Linked DNA regions of Mus musculus: region 2 is linked to region 1. A link is a loop called in an ENCODE intact Hi-C map of the cell type or tissue named here. Cell type or tissue: left cerebral cortex. All regions are shown on one strand.

Region 1 (8,000 bases):
TCTCAAGGATAAAAGAAACTCTGGTGGAAACTCCATGTCTGACCTAAATCTGTACTACAGAGCAATTGTGATAAAAACTGCATGGTACTGGTATAGCGACAGACAAGTAGACAAATGGAACCGAATTGAAGGCCCAGAAGTGAACCCACACACCTATGGTTGTTTGATCTTTGACAAGGGAGCTAAAACCATCCAGTGGAAAAAAGACAGCATTTTCAATAAATGGTGCTGGCACAACTGGCGGTTATCATGTAGAAGAATGCGAATTGATCCATTCCTATCTCCTTGTACTAAGGTCAAATCTAAGTGGATTAAGGAACTCCACTTAAAACCAGAGACACTGAAACTTATAGAGGAGAGTGTAGGGAAAAGCCTCAAAGATATGGGTACAAGGGAAAAGTTCCTCAATAGAACAGCAATGGCTTGTGCAGTAGGATAGAGAATCGATAAATGGGACCTCATAAAGCTGCAAAGCTTCTGCAAGGCAAAAGACACCGTCAACAAGACAAAAAGACCACCAACAGATTGGGAAAAGATCTTTACCTATCCTAAATCAGATAGGGGACTAATATCCAATATATATAAAGAACTCAAGATAGTGGGCTCCAGAAAATCAAGTAACAACACTAAAAAATGGGGCTCAGAGCTGAACAAAGAATTCTTACCTGAGGAATAACGAATGGCAGAGAAGCACCTGAAAAAATGTTCAACATCCTTAATCACCAGGGAAATGCAACTCAAAACAACCCTGAGATTCCACCTCACACCAGTCAGAATGGCTAAGATCAAAAATTCAAGTGAAAGTAGATGCTGGCAAGGATGTGGAGAAAGAGGAACACTCTTTCATTGTTGGTGGGATTGCAAGCTTGTACAACCACTCTGGAAATCAGTCTGGCAGTTCCTCAGATAATTGGACATAGTACTACCGGAGGATCCCGCATTACCTCTCCTGGGCATATATCCAGAAGAGGTCTCAACCGGTAAGAAGGACACATGCTCCACTATGTTCATGGCAGCCTTATCTATAATAGCCAGAAGCTGGAAAGAACCCAGAAGCCTCTCAACAGAGGAATGGATACAGAAAATGTGGTACATCTACACAATGGAGTACTACTCAGCTATTAAAAAGAATGAATTTATGAAATTCCTAGCCAAATGGATGGACCTGGAGGGCATCATCCTGAGTGAGGTAACCCAATCACAAAGGAACTCACACAATATGTACTCACTGATAAGTGGATATTAGCCCAGAAACTTAGGATACCCAAGATATAAAATACAATTTGCTAAACGCATGAAACTCAAGAAAAACAAAGACCAAAGTGTGGACACTTTGCCACTTCTTAGAATTGGGAACAAAACACCCATGGAAGGAGTTACAAAGTTTGGAGCTGAGACGAAAGGGTGGACCATCTAATCTAGAGACTGCCATATCCTGGGATCCATCCCATAATCAGCTTCCAAACGCTGACACCATTGCACACACTAGCAAGATTTTGCTGAAAGTGCCCAGATAGAGCTGTCTCTTGTGAGACTATACCAGGGCCTAGCAAACACAGAAGTGGATACTCACAGTCAGCTATTGGATTAATCATAGGGCCCCCAATGGAGGAGCTAGAGAAAGTACCCAAGGAGCTAAAGGCATATGCAACCCTATAGGTGGAACAACATTATGAACTAACCAGTTCCCCTGAGCTCTTGACTCTAGCTGCATATGTATCAAAAGATGGCCCTCAATGGAAAGAGAGGCTCATTGGACTTGCAAACTTTATATGCCCCAGTACAGGGGAATGCCAGGGCCAAAAATTGGGAGTGGGTGGGTAGGGGATTTGGGGGAGGGTATGGGGGACTTTTGGGATAGCATTTGAAATGTAAATGAGGAAAATACCTAATAAAAATTTTTAAAAAGTAAGTTTTTTAGTTACCACTTAATACTTTATTTTACCTGGCCTCTAGTTTTCTTCTGACTCTTTTCCAGTCTATTCTCAATTCCCATGAAATATGTCAAAAATCATGAAATTTTAACACATGCTGAGTCCATTAAATGTTCTACCTACTCCTTGTCAATAGTCAAGCAAATAAATGGTCAAAGACTTCTACAGTTTGACCCTTCAATTGATCAGCCTTCATACCATTTTAGTTGATTGAAAGTATTGGATGGTACTACACATTTTTCCAACATCATATAATTCTCAAGAGTTTTGAAATGCCACGTAGGTATTGGGCATGTTCCTAATCTCATAGACTGATGTATGGTTTACAGTGTAGACTTGTCTCAGGAGGAGTATGAAGAAGAGAAGGAACAGGAAATGTAAAATAAGGAGAAGGCAAAAAAGGCAGTGTAATTTAGAAATGATCAAGTAAATAACAAAATTTCAAAGCTTTTCTAGTCTTGTCTATTGGTAGGATAATCTCAAAACATAAGTAAATATGGGGTATTGCTTTGGTTTCCTTAAAAAATAATACTCTATATTGATACATTCAGTAGCTATTTAGAATCACATAATGAAGTGTGTTACTTGGGGGACTAAGAACATCCAAAGCTGAGTGCAGTGTGGGCCTACCTGAAAAGGAAAGTTAATTGGAAATGCAATGGTCCCACCCAATGTGGCCTCTGGTAAATTGACAGGGTGTTATATAAAAATAAAGGGATATTGATCAGGCAATGAAGAAGTAACAAATTAGTGATGTTAAGTGGACCTCCTGTGGGTATGACAAGACCAAAGTATTGATGATCAAATTCTTTATCTTTTGTAAATTGGAAGGATGGACAAAAACAAGCAGAAATTGAATGGATGAGCATATGTTTCAAGACTTCTCACCTTTTGCCAACTTGAATCATTTGACAGATGATGAAGGACAGGCACAGTAGACATGACTGTCCTAGATACCAGCTATAATCTTTATTCCCTGACATCCAGCCTTTTGAGTGCCTCTTGCTATATTATATGAAGACCTCATTTTCTATTCTTTCATTTAAATAGATAAGACAAAAGACATGGAGTGTAAGGAAAATTGTATATAATATTCAGGAATCATCATTACCTGAAGGGCCATAAATATCCTAGCCTAACATGAAGCTGATGTTTTGGAATCCATTTAGTGATATTAGATTTGGAGTTGTATTATTGTATATGGGGAACATACCAAAGGAGGAAACCAGAGGCAATATCTCATGCTTTACTCCTAGACACAATATATGTCATTGCTGTGAAGAATAACAGTATATTTTGTAAAGTGCGTTAATAATTTTTATGGGAGATAGGTTTGTTATCACTGACAACAAACCTAGCAACCTAGTAAGAAATGACGATTGAAAATAAATAATCAAGTCACCCAGACATGTTTTGATGATATACAATCACATGGAAGCAAATTAGCAGTTTCAGAGGTATGAACATAGGTGTAAACACTTGATTTTATATTATACTAAATCATATGGTCAAATAACATACCTTTCCAGACTCAAAGTCAGGTTTATTTTCAAGTACTGCACTTTCCCTATATTCTTCTCTTATGTCAGCTTGGCTAAAACGATCTATCGCATGAGCCAAAAGATACACAGCTTGTCTGACATTGTTTGTGATTCTTAGCTGTGATGTATCCAGATAGGTACTTTTCAGATCTTGCAGCTTCTCCTCTCCAGTGCAGAGCTGATCAGACATGTCATACAGTCTGTCTTCTTTACCAGTCATATTCACTCGGTGGTCCACATTGTATGGCACAGTGCTGTTGGGCCAGGTACAGTTAAAAGCAGTTTGCCAGAATTCAATGGTCAAGACATCATTTGGATCCTTGCTAGGGTGTACATCATAAAGGAATTCTTTTAGTCCTGGTATAACACTTCTTGGTACTGCAAATCCAATAGTTCCACCAAAATAGGGGAAATACTCAGGCTTTGCAATGAGAGCTGAGGTAATCCAGGCTTCGGTGGCTATCCATGTCCTGTCAGTTATGTTATGATGAATCACTTCCAGCACAAAGGGGCAGAGGTCAATGTCAGTTGCATAAAGCACAATGACTTTGGCAGTGGAACTCTTTACTGCATCAACAGCTATTTTCATTTTCTCATTGGAGTAGACTTTTGGAATGGTTTCAGAGAAAGCAACACAAAGGTTGGCCCTCTCCATTTCTTCCCTAAAGAATCTCACTCCATATTTTCCATAATCATCATCAGATGCAATAGCACCTACCCAGACCCAACCAAAGTGTCTAATTAAATTCACGATGGCCTCAGACTGGAATTTATCACTGGGTATTGTGCGTAGAATGTATGGAAATTGAATATCATTACTAAAAATTGAGGAGGAAGAAGCATATCCCACCTGGAATTTAAAATATTTATAGTTACTAGAAAGCTGTAGCCAAAATTTAAAATGAAAATGACAGTTTGTGAATATTTGAGAAGGAGGTGAACAGGGATCCCTTTGCCCTCACATCCTACTGTAGACAGTGACTTCCTGTTTAATCTTCTACTTTCTGGGTGTAGATGGGGACAATTTTGACAACTCTTTGGTTGCTCTATCACTAGTTTTATGGGTGGAACCACAGCAGTTTCAGGAATGTCCCTTGCATTTTCCTCCAGCATCTTTGACATTTTTCACTCCCCTGTGTCAGAATATTCAGTTTCTTCCTCAGGTGTAGCATCTGCTGTACAGAGATGATTTGTTGAGACTAAGTCTCAATCTGCTGTCACACGACTTTATCTCCTGTGTGTTCTCTCTGTCTAACCTCTGATATCTTAATTGTGTTATGCTCTTGCTTCTCTCTTATCATTTCCTGCTGTCAGGAGTCCTGAGTATGTAGGTCCCAAATCTTTTCTTGAGCGACATGAAAGAATGGAGTTCTTTAATCAGAAGAGTAAACACTCTTGTCCTACAAAGTTACCAGAAACTCTCTCTTTTTAAGGTACATGGTTATATAAATGAAAAAGATGCCTTCCTTACTTCATCAGCCGACCTCATTTGCTCTTGGCATTTAGGGAGACCTAAGCATGAAGAGCAGGTGAGCACATACCCCTGACACTCCTTCATGTATCTTTGATGTAACATACCCTGTAAGTGCTAACATATACCCTAAATATTTTACCTTCTCTTCAATTCAGTCTCATGCGCTTAAGATATCACTTCCAATGTGATGTACTATAACTCCAAATATCCAGTTGATTCCTTTGTTTATTATTCCTGTCTTCTGTTTTTCCATGTCATTTTTATTCTCTTATTGCACCTTCTAATATTTATTTTCCTGTCTAACCATACAGACAACAGATTCACTGAAGCTATTTTGTTGAAATAAACCTCTTGAGAAGGAGTGATATCAGGTTTCTGAGGTCTAGTGAATTATTTATCATATAAAATTTTGTTACTTGGACCTCCTCCATCTTTGTTTCTTCCACAAGAAAATTAACATCATGATACCTATACTTTTTAATTTCTAAATATCAGTATGTTAAACTGAAATTTTAGTTCATTCTTTTTTCTAGAGTGACTAAAAGGCTTATGAAGAAATATATCTGAAGGTTTCTATTCTATTTTTGAATTCATAAGAGTTTAAGAAAAACAGAGCTCATAGCATCTGCAGTTTGGATAAACCACATGAAGCCCATATATACCTAAGATATATGCAAAGTCACTCACCTTTCCTTTCATTCTTTTCCACCTTATTTCCCTATTCTTCCAACTCACATTTTGAGCTCTCTAAATTAAATACTGTATTTGATTGGCATTGTGGGTAATTAATGGAGAATTTGTCTACCACAAACCAGTACCTGGATTTTATCTGGAGTAGCAACAAAGAAAAGGAAAGAAAGGAATTTAGGATGATAGGGAGGAAGGACTGGAAGGATGAGGAAACAAAGAGAAAGAAGGAAAGAAAGTAAGAAGGAAAGAGAGAAAGAAAGAAAGAAAGAAAGAAAGAAAGAAAGAAAGAAAGAAAGAAAGAAAGAAAGAGAGAGAGGGGGAGGGAGGGAGGGAGGAAGGGAGGGAAGGAGGGAGGGAGGGAGGGAGGGAGGGAGGGAGAGAGAGAAAGAGAGAGAGAGAAAGAAAGAAAGAAAGAAAGAAAGAAAGAAAGAAAGAGAAAGGAAGGAAGGAAGGAAGGAAGGAAGGAAGGAAGGAAGGAAGGAAGGAAGGGAGAGAGAGAGAAGAAACAGGAAAGAAAAGATAAGAGGAGGAAATACAGGATATAGGATGGATGGAGGAAAGGTGAATGAAAAACTGCCATTATTTCAGAATCACCAATAATCTTGCTCTCATTCACATCAATACATCCTGACACTTTACTGACACAGGCTTTGAAATAATTCTAGAACTTTTTATTTTCCTAATAATTAATGTTTTTCAATTACATATTCTTATATTTACATATGTCGATCTCTCTGGGTTTAAAATAACTTATTAAGTTAGCTAATGGGAAATCTCAATCTCATTTTAGAATGTCAGTATGATGATTGTGCTTATGATTCTCAAAGATCAACAAGACTCAAAGCAAAACCTGTGCCTTATTACAGCCACCAATCAGCTACCGAGTATTTATAGATAAACTCCATCCTGCCCCACACAGTGCTCGGGGCCCATTGACCATGTTAGTCAATGAAAAGATGATTCTCCAGCAGTTTGAGCAATATCAAGTGCCTTCTTAATAAGGAGCGATATTCACATTGCCAGGGCTGGGTTGAACTGAGTAACTTTAAGAACTGGAACCCATTCTATCGTCTCTCTGTAGCTTAGTGCAGCATCTCTATACCTCATAGATAATGTCTACATGTTCCTCATATTTCTCTCTTTCTTTTCTTTCTGGTCTTTTTGAGAAAGAATTTTCTTTTGCAACAGCCCTTACTGTCTTGGCACTCACTTTGTTGAATAGGCTGTCTTTGAGTGCATAGAGATTCACCTGCCTATGCCTCCCAAGTTCTGGAATTAAAGGCATGTGCTACCCATCATGGCACAGTGTTTGTATTTCTTTCTTAGCACATAGTACACTTTTCCAAGATACCTGAGGGACATTATGAATCCCTACAATTCTTGAAACAGCAGCTGACATAGTTGATCCTCCTGCTCCAATAATTCCAACTAGAAATTTTCCAGTGCTGTTTCTCCAGTTAGATTTGTATTCGTCCTGCCCTGTTAGAAACACTGAAGATGACTCCATTGCTTTGGTGGTGGAGAAACAGTTGTCAAAGATCTGGTAGCCCAGAGTGTGATTGGGCAAAATATCCTTCCTCTCATTAATCTCCTTGATGGTGTGGATCATGGTTTTCATCCAGCGGAAACCCCGGAAATTAAACCTTGGGTTGAGAACAGATGGATGAGCAAAGAAATTCCAAGACCATGTATCCTAGACTGTAACTGCTACACAAATGCTTGAAGAATGATAGAGAGCTGGGGAGAGCACAGCAGACAGACAGGTAGTGTGGGAAGTTATTACAACTAGAGAAAGACACTAGAAGTAGAAAATCATTCAAGTATAGAAAAGATCAGTAATTTAAAGAAAGAGCCAGTGAGGAAACACAATTAAGGAAAAGCAGAAAACAGAAGAAACTGCACCTGAACATTGCTTATCATCTTGTTAGTTAATTTCCAAGTTCATACTGATGACAATATACATCTTCTAAATAAATACTGCAGTATTTTTTAAAAGTAAGATAGGATGGCTTACTCCAGCTTGTTTCTTGTCTCTGATTACCTGTGAGACCTTTTTCAGCCCATTTATTCTGAGGTAATATCTATCTTTGTTGTTGAGGTGTGTAGAGATATTAATGACCAATGATGGGAAATTCCTGCTATTTTTATGTTGGTGTTGACATAATATCTCTCTCTCTCTCTCTCCTCTCTCTCTCTCTCTCTCTCTCTCTCTCTCTCTCTCTCTCTCTCTCTCTCTGTGTGTGTGTGTGTGTGTGTGTGTGTGTGTGTGTGTGTGTTTCTTCTTTTTGTTTTACTGGTATGAAATTACTTCTTAGATGTAGTTAGCCTCATTGAAGTGTGGTTTTATTTCTTCTGCTTATT
Region 2 (8,000 bases), 130 kb before region 1:
AGATCACTGTAATAACAAGAGGTTTTGATTCCAGTGCAAGTGGGGTTGCTCAGCCTTGCAGGGAGTCTACACCAATTGTCTAAAATACAACAAATTTATACTTTTTTGGAGGGGCTCACACATCTATTTTATTATTGGCTAATAAAGCAACAGTATAACTTTAATTTGGCAGAAAACTTTGTCAGCAATTAGCAAGGTCGAAGCAGTTTGTAGTTTTCCTCAGAATTTAGACTGAGAAGGGGTAGGAAAGTCTTCTCAAGGAAGGTCATTTCTGACAGCTGTGGTCTCTATCACCACTACTCTGTCCCTGCAGATAAGGAAGTGGCCAGGTGGTCTTGAATTTGTTTACACTGGCAGGGAAAGGGAAAATTCTTTAAGCAGCAGGAGACAGGAGGAGATAGGGGAAGCAAGCTCTGCAAATAACTTTGCTATACCTCAGTTAAGCTAAAAACTAAATTTTTTCAATGCCATATGGATGTTGATAGAAGTAACCATGGTGTTTAATTGCATGTGAACACTCCTAGGTCTGAAATGTGACTATATGCTCCTCCATTGTCCCTTGTTCTGTTTCATCCTTGCAAATATGTAAGAACACTGGCAATAATCAGTCTGTCCTCTAATAATAGGAAGATATTCTGTCCAGACTTGTCTTTGCCAGTAAGAAAGGAGACTTTCCTCAACACAGGCAAAGAGTATTTAAAGTTTGTATGAATTTACAAAAAAGCTCATGACCATAGTTTTGGACTTTTCATTGTGTCCTGGATTTCCTGGATGTTTTGAGTTATGATTTTTCAACAGAGGAATGGATACAGAAAATGTGGTACATTTACACAATGGAGTACTACTCAGCTATTAAAAAGAATGAATTTATGAAATTCCTAGGCAAATGAATGGACCTATAGGGCATCATCCTGAGTGAGGTAACCCAATCACAAAAGAACTCACATGATATGTACTCACTGATCAGTGGATATTAGCCCAGAAACTTAGAATACCCAAGATACAAGATTCAATTACCAAAACACATGAAACTCAAGAAGAATGAAGAGGAAAGTGTGGACACTTTGCTCCTTCTTAGAATTGGGAACAAAACACCCATGGAAGGATTTACAGAAACAAAGATTGGAGCTGAGACAAAAGGATGGACCATCTAGAGACTGCCTGCCATATCCGGGGATCTATCCCATAATCAGCCTCCAAACACTGACACCATTGCACACACTAGCAATACTTTGCTGAAAGGACCCTGATATAGCTGTCTCTTTCGAGGCTATGCCGGGGCCTAGCAAACACAGAAGTGGATGCTCACAGTCAGCTATTGGATGGATCACAGGGCCCCAATGGAGGAGCTAGAGAAAGTACCCAAGGAGCTAAAGGGGTCTGCAACCCTATAGATGGAACAACAATATGAACTAACCAGTACCCCCTGGAGCTCATGTCTCTAGCTGTGTATGTATCAGATGACCTAGTTGGCCATCAGTGGAAAGAGAGGCCCATTGTTCTTGCAAACTTTATATGCCTCAGTACAGGGGAACACCAGGGCCAAGAAGTGGGAGGGGGGATGGGAGGGGGAAAGGGTTTGGGGGACTTTTGGGATAGCATTGGAAATGTAAATGAAGAAAATACCTAATTAAAAATAATAATAATAAAAAAACCTATGACATGGAAGTCAGACAACAGGAAAAAAAAGGCTCATGACCCATGTATCCTGATGATGATTGATATTGGGAATTCTGAGAAGACAGAGCATCATATCTGCCATGGTGAACTCATACTGGACCACAGACTTTGGTCAGCCACAGCTTATCAGACATTCCATGCACATCACATTTCCCAGAATAGTTGTTCAGGTTTTTGACCAGTTTGAATCTCAGTTAATGATGCAACACCAGGTAATTCTTGTACCATGACAGTACACGCATGGACATAGTAATCATTACCTTGTTTCCTAAGGAGAACTCTCTGAATCAATAGGGAAATCAACAATACACTTAGTTTCACATTTCCTAGGTGTTCTTTTTATTAAGGAAGATGTTGAGGTCAGGTTATCTCATGGTCTATGTCATTCCATGTTGTGTACAACAATGTTCTTTCAGAGTTTTCGTTGCCCCATGATACTTCTTATTGGAAGCAGATTTTCATTTTATTTGGCAGTGGAAAATGACTACATGCCTGGGTTGACATTGCTAGAAAAAAGGGTATGCCATTGTTTTCTTTGGAAATATGGATAACCTGAATCTACCCTTTTGCAATGCACTTCCTTAGGACAGAGGATCTTGCATCCTTGGGAGCCAAATCACCCCTTGAGGGGAAAGAATAGTACATAGGGATAATATCATGCTTGTGCCATTATTATGTGGTTTTACAGGGAAAGAGACCTTTGCTTCCTTTTAAAAGCAAGGCAGGAGCTTCATTATGAGGAATACTTATATTAAAAGAATGATGGCCACCATAGACAGGGTGTATCCTGCATAATTTCTAAGAACTTGACACAAACTATTGGCAGCTGGGAGGAGGAAATAACAATCAAAGAATTGCCTTCATCAGATTGTATTTGGCCACATCTTGCTGGTTAATTGATATAGGAGAACTCACCCCACCATAGAAGATGCCATCCTTATGCAAGTGGGTATGAGATGGTTAACATAGGTAGCTGAGCAATTCAGTGAGAGCAAGCCAGTAAGGGGCATTCCTGCCTGGTCTGTGATTTATTCTGTATCTTCATATTGATACACTGGCTTATCTCAGTGACAACTTCTTTTTTTATTACATATTTTATTCATTTACATTTCAAATGGTATCCACATAGCTCCCTATACCCTCCCCCCACCCTGCTCCCCAACCCACCCACTCCCACTTCCTGGCCCTGGCATTCTCCTGTGCTGGGGCACATGATCTTCTCAATACCAAGGGCCTCTCCTCCCATTGATGGTGACTAGGCCATCCTCTGGTACATATGCAACTAGAGACACAGCTCTGAGGGATACTGGTTAGTTCATATCGTTGTTCCTCCTATAGGGTTGTCAGTGACAACTTTTAACATGTAAGACAAACCCTTTTCTTTCATTTGCCCTTTGTCATTGTGTTTACTACTGCAGTAAAAAAACAAACTAGAACAGTACAACAGTATATTATGGACTAAATGAATCCTTTAATCTTACAGTGGCTCCATCTTTCCTCCTTCCTGCAGACACCCTTACCTCCTCTTATAGCCCAGTACTGTTTCTGTGTTTCAAATGCCAATACCAAAGTCATTCTTTGCCGGAAAATTCAGTACCCACTCCAAAGCTGAAAGTCCAGTAGGTCATACATATAGCATTGAGTATTAAATATCAAGATGGTGCCTAACTGGAAACTTTACTCTTACTGGTACTAGAAGGTACTCTGCACACCAAGCAGGGGAAAGGTATAGACAGCAATCCAGTTACAAACACTTCTATCTACAATGGTGACCTGCCTGCATGATATTGTAGTATAACAGTGGCACAAACATTTTGAGAGTAAGCAAGTACTCTATAGTGATATTTAGGGTCAATTCTATGAGGGGAAAATCAATCCTGACACTGCTTGGGTAGTCAAGAACCTGAGAGTAGATAAGGGAAGATCAACCATTCTGCTAAAGGAAAGTAGGTGTAAAATGATTTCTAATGAGACTCTGCTCTACCCATAGATCAATGTCTGACTCAGAAGATTCCCCCTGAAAGCTCATGGAAAGTCAGATAGTGACTCACAACTTGAAAATGTGCAGAGAGTGAGAGACTTTGGAACACACAGACCTACGTGAAAGGTTTTCATGAAATTCCTCCCCTTAGTGATATGGAAAGTATGTGGAAAATGAGGCCCCCAATTTGTAAGAGTCAGTGGGGATGGAAGATACCAGAGAAACAATGTGTTGATCATTTTTGAGTGCACATTGATAACTTCACAGGTGTCTTTACAGAGAGTAACAGCGAGGGCTGCTTCACAGGATATAACCAAAATGAGCAGGACTGTGTTGGGGTGGTCTCTCCAGCCACTAAGTTAAACCAAAGAAGTGACTCCTCAAGCTTCTAGTAAGCAGCTCAGCTAGCCCTCTGGCTGTAATTCTGTGGAGCCAAGTTACACTTATGGTTTTCAGACCAATAACAGAATAAGTAGATAGAAAGTAAATAGAAAGGTTTTCATAGTGGTAAACAGTGATGAATGGCAAATAAAATAAAATGTGTGTATAGGTCTGAAATAACCTGGAAATTCTAAAGTAGGGATAATTATAAATGTCTCCAAGAAATCATTTCTGATCAAACTCTTTTCTTACTGTTTCTTTGGTTTGTTTTGGTTTGTTTTGGTTTGTTTTGGTTTGGTTTGGTTTGGTTTGGTTTGGTTTGGTTTAGTCTTTTGACACAGGGTTTCTCTGTGTAGCCATGACCGTCCTGAAACTCATTCTGCAGCTCAGACTGGACTTAAAAACACTGCCTCTTCATAGCCTTACAGGAGACAGCTATATCAGGGTCCTTTCAGCAAAATCTTGCTAGTGTATGTGAGGCTATGCCCGGGCCTAGCAAACACAGAAGTGGATGCTCACAGTCAGCTATTGGATGGATCACAGGGCCCCCAATGGATGAGCTAGAGAAAGTACCCAAGGAGCTAAAGGGGTCTGCAACCCTACAGGTGGAACAACTTTATGAACTAACCAGTATCCCCCAGAGATTGTGTCTCTAGCTACATATGTATCAGAAGATGCCCTAGTTGGCCATCACTGGAAAGAGAGGCCCATTGTTCTTGCAATCTTTATATGCCTCAGAACAGAGGAATGCCAGGGCCAAGAAGTGGGAATGGGTGGGTAGGGGATTGGGGGAGGGAGGGTATGGGAACTTTTGGGATAGCAAATGAAGCCAGGAAGGGGATAAAAGTGAAAGTACAGAACTACCTTTTCTCAATAATCAGCTGAATATAAGTGTTTGTCCCTTCTAGCAATATACTTATGTTTCAGTTTTCATAGCTCTCTCCCCTGTCCCTCTCTCTCTCTCCCTCCCTCTCTCTTTCTCTGTCTCCCCCCTCTCCCTCTCCTTCTCCCTCTCCCTTCTCTTTCTGTGTGTGTGTATGTGTGTGTGTATGTATGTGTGTGTGTGTGTGTGTGTGTGTGTGTGTTTATGCACATATGTCTCTGTGTGCAATAGCTGAGTATTCACTTATTCCAAGACATTTCCCTGAGTGTATGGATACAAACCTTATAATCTTGCTTGGTGGAGCCTGAATTGGACCCTTTTTTGGGGGGAGCCTAGTGGGTTATTTATTGCTCTTCTTTTCATGTCCCACAATTTTGAATAGCTTTAACTTTAATTTTTAAAAAATAAATTTTAATGTGTTTTAAAGATACTTATTGAGGGTTTTCTTGTAGACAGTATCACTTGATGCAAAATACAGTCAATATCTCATTTCAGCTGTGGCAAGAGCTAGAAAATATTACTATTGCTATGTCAGAAAGGAGGCTACTTAAGCATGGAAGGATGAGCAGCTTGCCAAAAAACAAAGAGAGTCAGGAGCTGGCTCCCTTTAGGGGGCTGCGCTCCTCACCAGCTTGCCAAGTTGCTCCACTTAATCTTTCATTTGCTGGAGTGACATCACTTCTTCCTCTTCTTTGTCTTTGATGCTAAACTTCCACTTTTCCCTGAGAGCCAAGACTAAAAGACAATCTATTAACCATTCTTCTAGATAGGATTAATGCTGTCTGTCAATTTCTGTATTTATAATCTAGCTTCACCTCTCATGGGACCTGTTTTGTTTTGTAGATTTTCTGCCTAGATTTTTCTCAGAAGTAGTTTGTGAATAACTCTGTGATCCTTCTTGATACTATGTGTAGAGATTTGGGCACTAGAGACTTAAGAGTATTCTTTGACTTTATTTGAATAAGAGGTCCAAGTTGCTCCTGGTCCAAAGTTAGTGCCAATCAGAAGTGAGAAAGTTTTCAGCACAAGTAGTATTGTCTAAGGGATAATATGGACCAATCAAATGTATCTTTTGAAAGGTTATACCTGGGTTTAGGGACTCGTTTTCATTTTTTTTTTAATTTGAAAAGCAGACAAATTAATAATGAAATCACTGTTCCATAATACTGATTTATGTTCAAACAGGTGTCCCAACAGTGTAGAAACTGGGGAAGATTAATGTGAGGATGCTTGAAGACCTCAGAAGTGTTAATTATGTTTAGAATAATTGAACCAAATTCTGAAAGAACCTGTAACCCAGAGTAACTGATTTTGGGCTTAAGGTTTACTTTGTTGAATACTGTGGAAGAGCCTGGTTCCGTAACAAATACAGAGGTGGAGGCTTATAGTCAACCATTGGACTGAGACATGGTCCCCAATGGAGGACTTAAGGACTGAAGGAGCTGAAGGGGTTTGCAACCCATAGGAAGAAAATCAATATAACCAACCAGACCTCCCAGTGCTCCCAGCGGGAGAGGGAACACCAACCAAAGAGTACACATGGAGGATCCATGGCTCCAGCAGCATATGTAGCAGAGAATGGTCTTTTCAAACATCAGTAAGGAAAGAGACCCTTGGTCCTAGGAATGCTTGATGCCCCAGTGGAGGGGAATGACAGGTGCAGGTGTGTGGATGGGAGAGCACCCTCATAGAAGCAGGAAGAGGGGGAATGGGATAGGAGTTTTCCAGTGGAGAAACTTGGAAAGGAAATTACATGTGAAATATAAATGAATAAAATATCCCATAAAAAGATTAATATTTTCATTGCACATTTGACATGCCTCCTACATTAATGGCATAAAATATGATAACCAAATCCAAGTGTGTGTATCTCTGTGTGTGTGTGTTTATGTGTGTCTCTGTTTGTATTTGTATATGGGTTTGTGTGTGTGTGGTCTCTATAAATAAGTATCTATTCAGTTGTAATCTGAATAGCTAAATTACAGAAGCAAGGACATATTGGATATATGTTGTACCTTGAAAAAGCTTCTGGAATTGTTCAAACAGATTAAATAAGATCTGATGATTTCCTCACCACAGGCAGAAGGATAGGAAATCTCCAGGATTAAGAAGTTCAGCAGGGAATTCTACCAAGTACAGCAGGTACTGCTGACACCAGAAAATAGAGAACATTCATATCTCTTTTTTTAAACAAATTTTTATTAGATATTTTCTTCATTTACAATTCAGATGCTATCTCAAAAGTCCCTTATACCCTCTGCCCGCCCTGCTCTCCAGCCCACCTACTCCAGCTTCCTGGCCCTTGCATTTCCTTGTATTGAAGCATATAATATTTGGAAGACCAAGGGCCTCTCCTACCAATGATGGCCAGTTTGGCCATCTTCTGCTACATATGCAGCTAGAGAAATGAGCTCAGGGGGTACTGGTTAGTTCATACTGATGTTCCTCTATAGGGAAACAAACCCCTCCACCTCCTTGGGTACTTTCTCTAGCTCCTCCATTGGGGGCCCTGTATTCCATCCAATAGATGACTGTGAGCATCCACTTCTGTATCTGCCAGGCACTGGCATAGCCTCACAAGAGACAGCTATATCAGGGTCCCTTCAGCAAAATCTCGTTGACATATGCAACAGTGTCTGCATATGGTGGTTGATTAAGGTATGGATCCCCAGGTGGGGCAGTCTCTGCATGATCCTTCCTTCCATCTCAGCTCTGAACTTTGTCTCTATAACTCCTTCCATGGGTATTTTGTTCCCCATTCTAAGAAGGAATGAAGAAGTAAGGAAGATACTCTGGTCTTCCTTCTTCTTGAGTTTCAAGGCATCTCCTGTGGGGGCATGCTTGGTGATTACATATGTACGGACTGAAAGGCATTAGCAATGAGGAGCCAGAAATGCACTTGAAATCAGATTGTAATGTAGGAGTCTATAAAGTGATGCTGGTTTTTATCATACTTGTCCCATTTCATACAGTCTGAGATTCCCCATCAGAAAATGCTACCATCTCTGGTGGATAAAACTTCTTATCTCAATAAAAGCAGTAAAAAATATCTCTTACAGGTATGTCCAGAGTTGA

The links. Peaks named below come from ENCODE experiments on the same cell type or tissue, not always from the same donor. Only the 100,000 strongest peaks of a DNase experiment are listed, where the experiment ranks them.
Region 2: a loop joins it to region 1, with 5 times the contacts of the local background. A loop is called at or near these places in 10 of 42 quality-filtered maps.

The regions. Positions count from the first base shown.
Region 1 is chr3:64,552,553-64,560,552 of GRCm38, forward strand. Vmn2r6 (vomeronasal 2, receptor 6) reads right to left here and starts at 7,266. Exons shown (of 5, transcript NM_001104619.1): 1 at 6,991-7,266; 2 at 3,456-4,325. The coding sequence starts at 7,257. In left cerebral cortex, no CTCF peak of the experiment used is centred here; no DNase peak of the experiment used is centred here.
Region 2 is chr3:64,418,615-64,426,614 of GRCm38, forward strand. No RefSeq gene overlaps it. Among named protein-coding and RNA genes, the nearest start is that of Vmn2r4, 13 kb to the left of the region's middle. In left cerebral cortex, no CTCF peak of the experiment used is centred here; no DNase peak of the experiment used is centred here.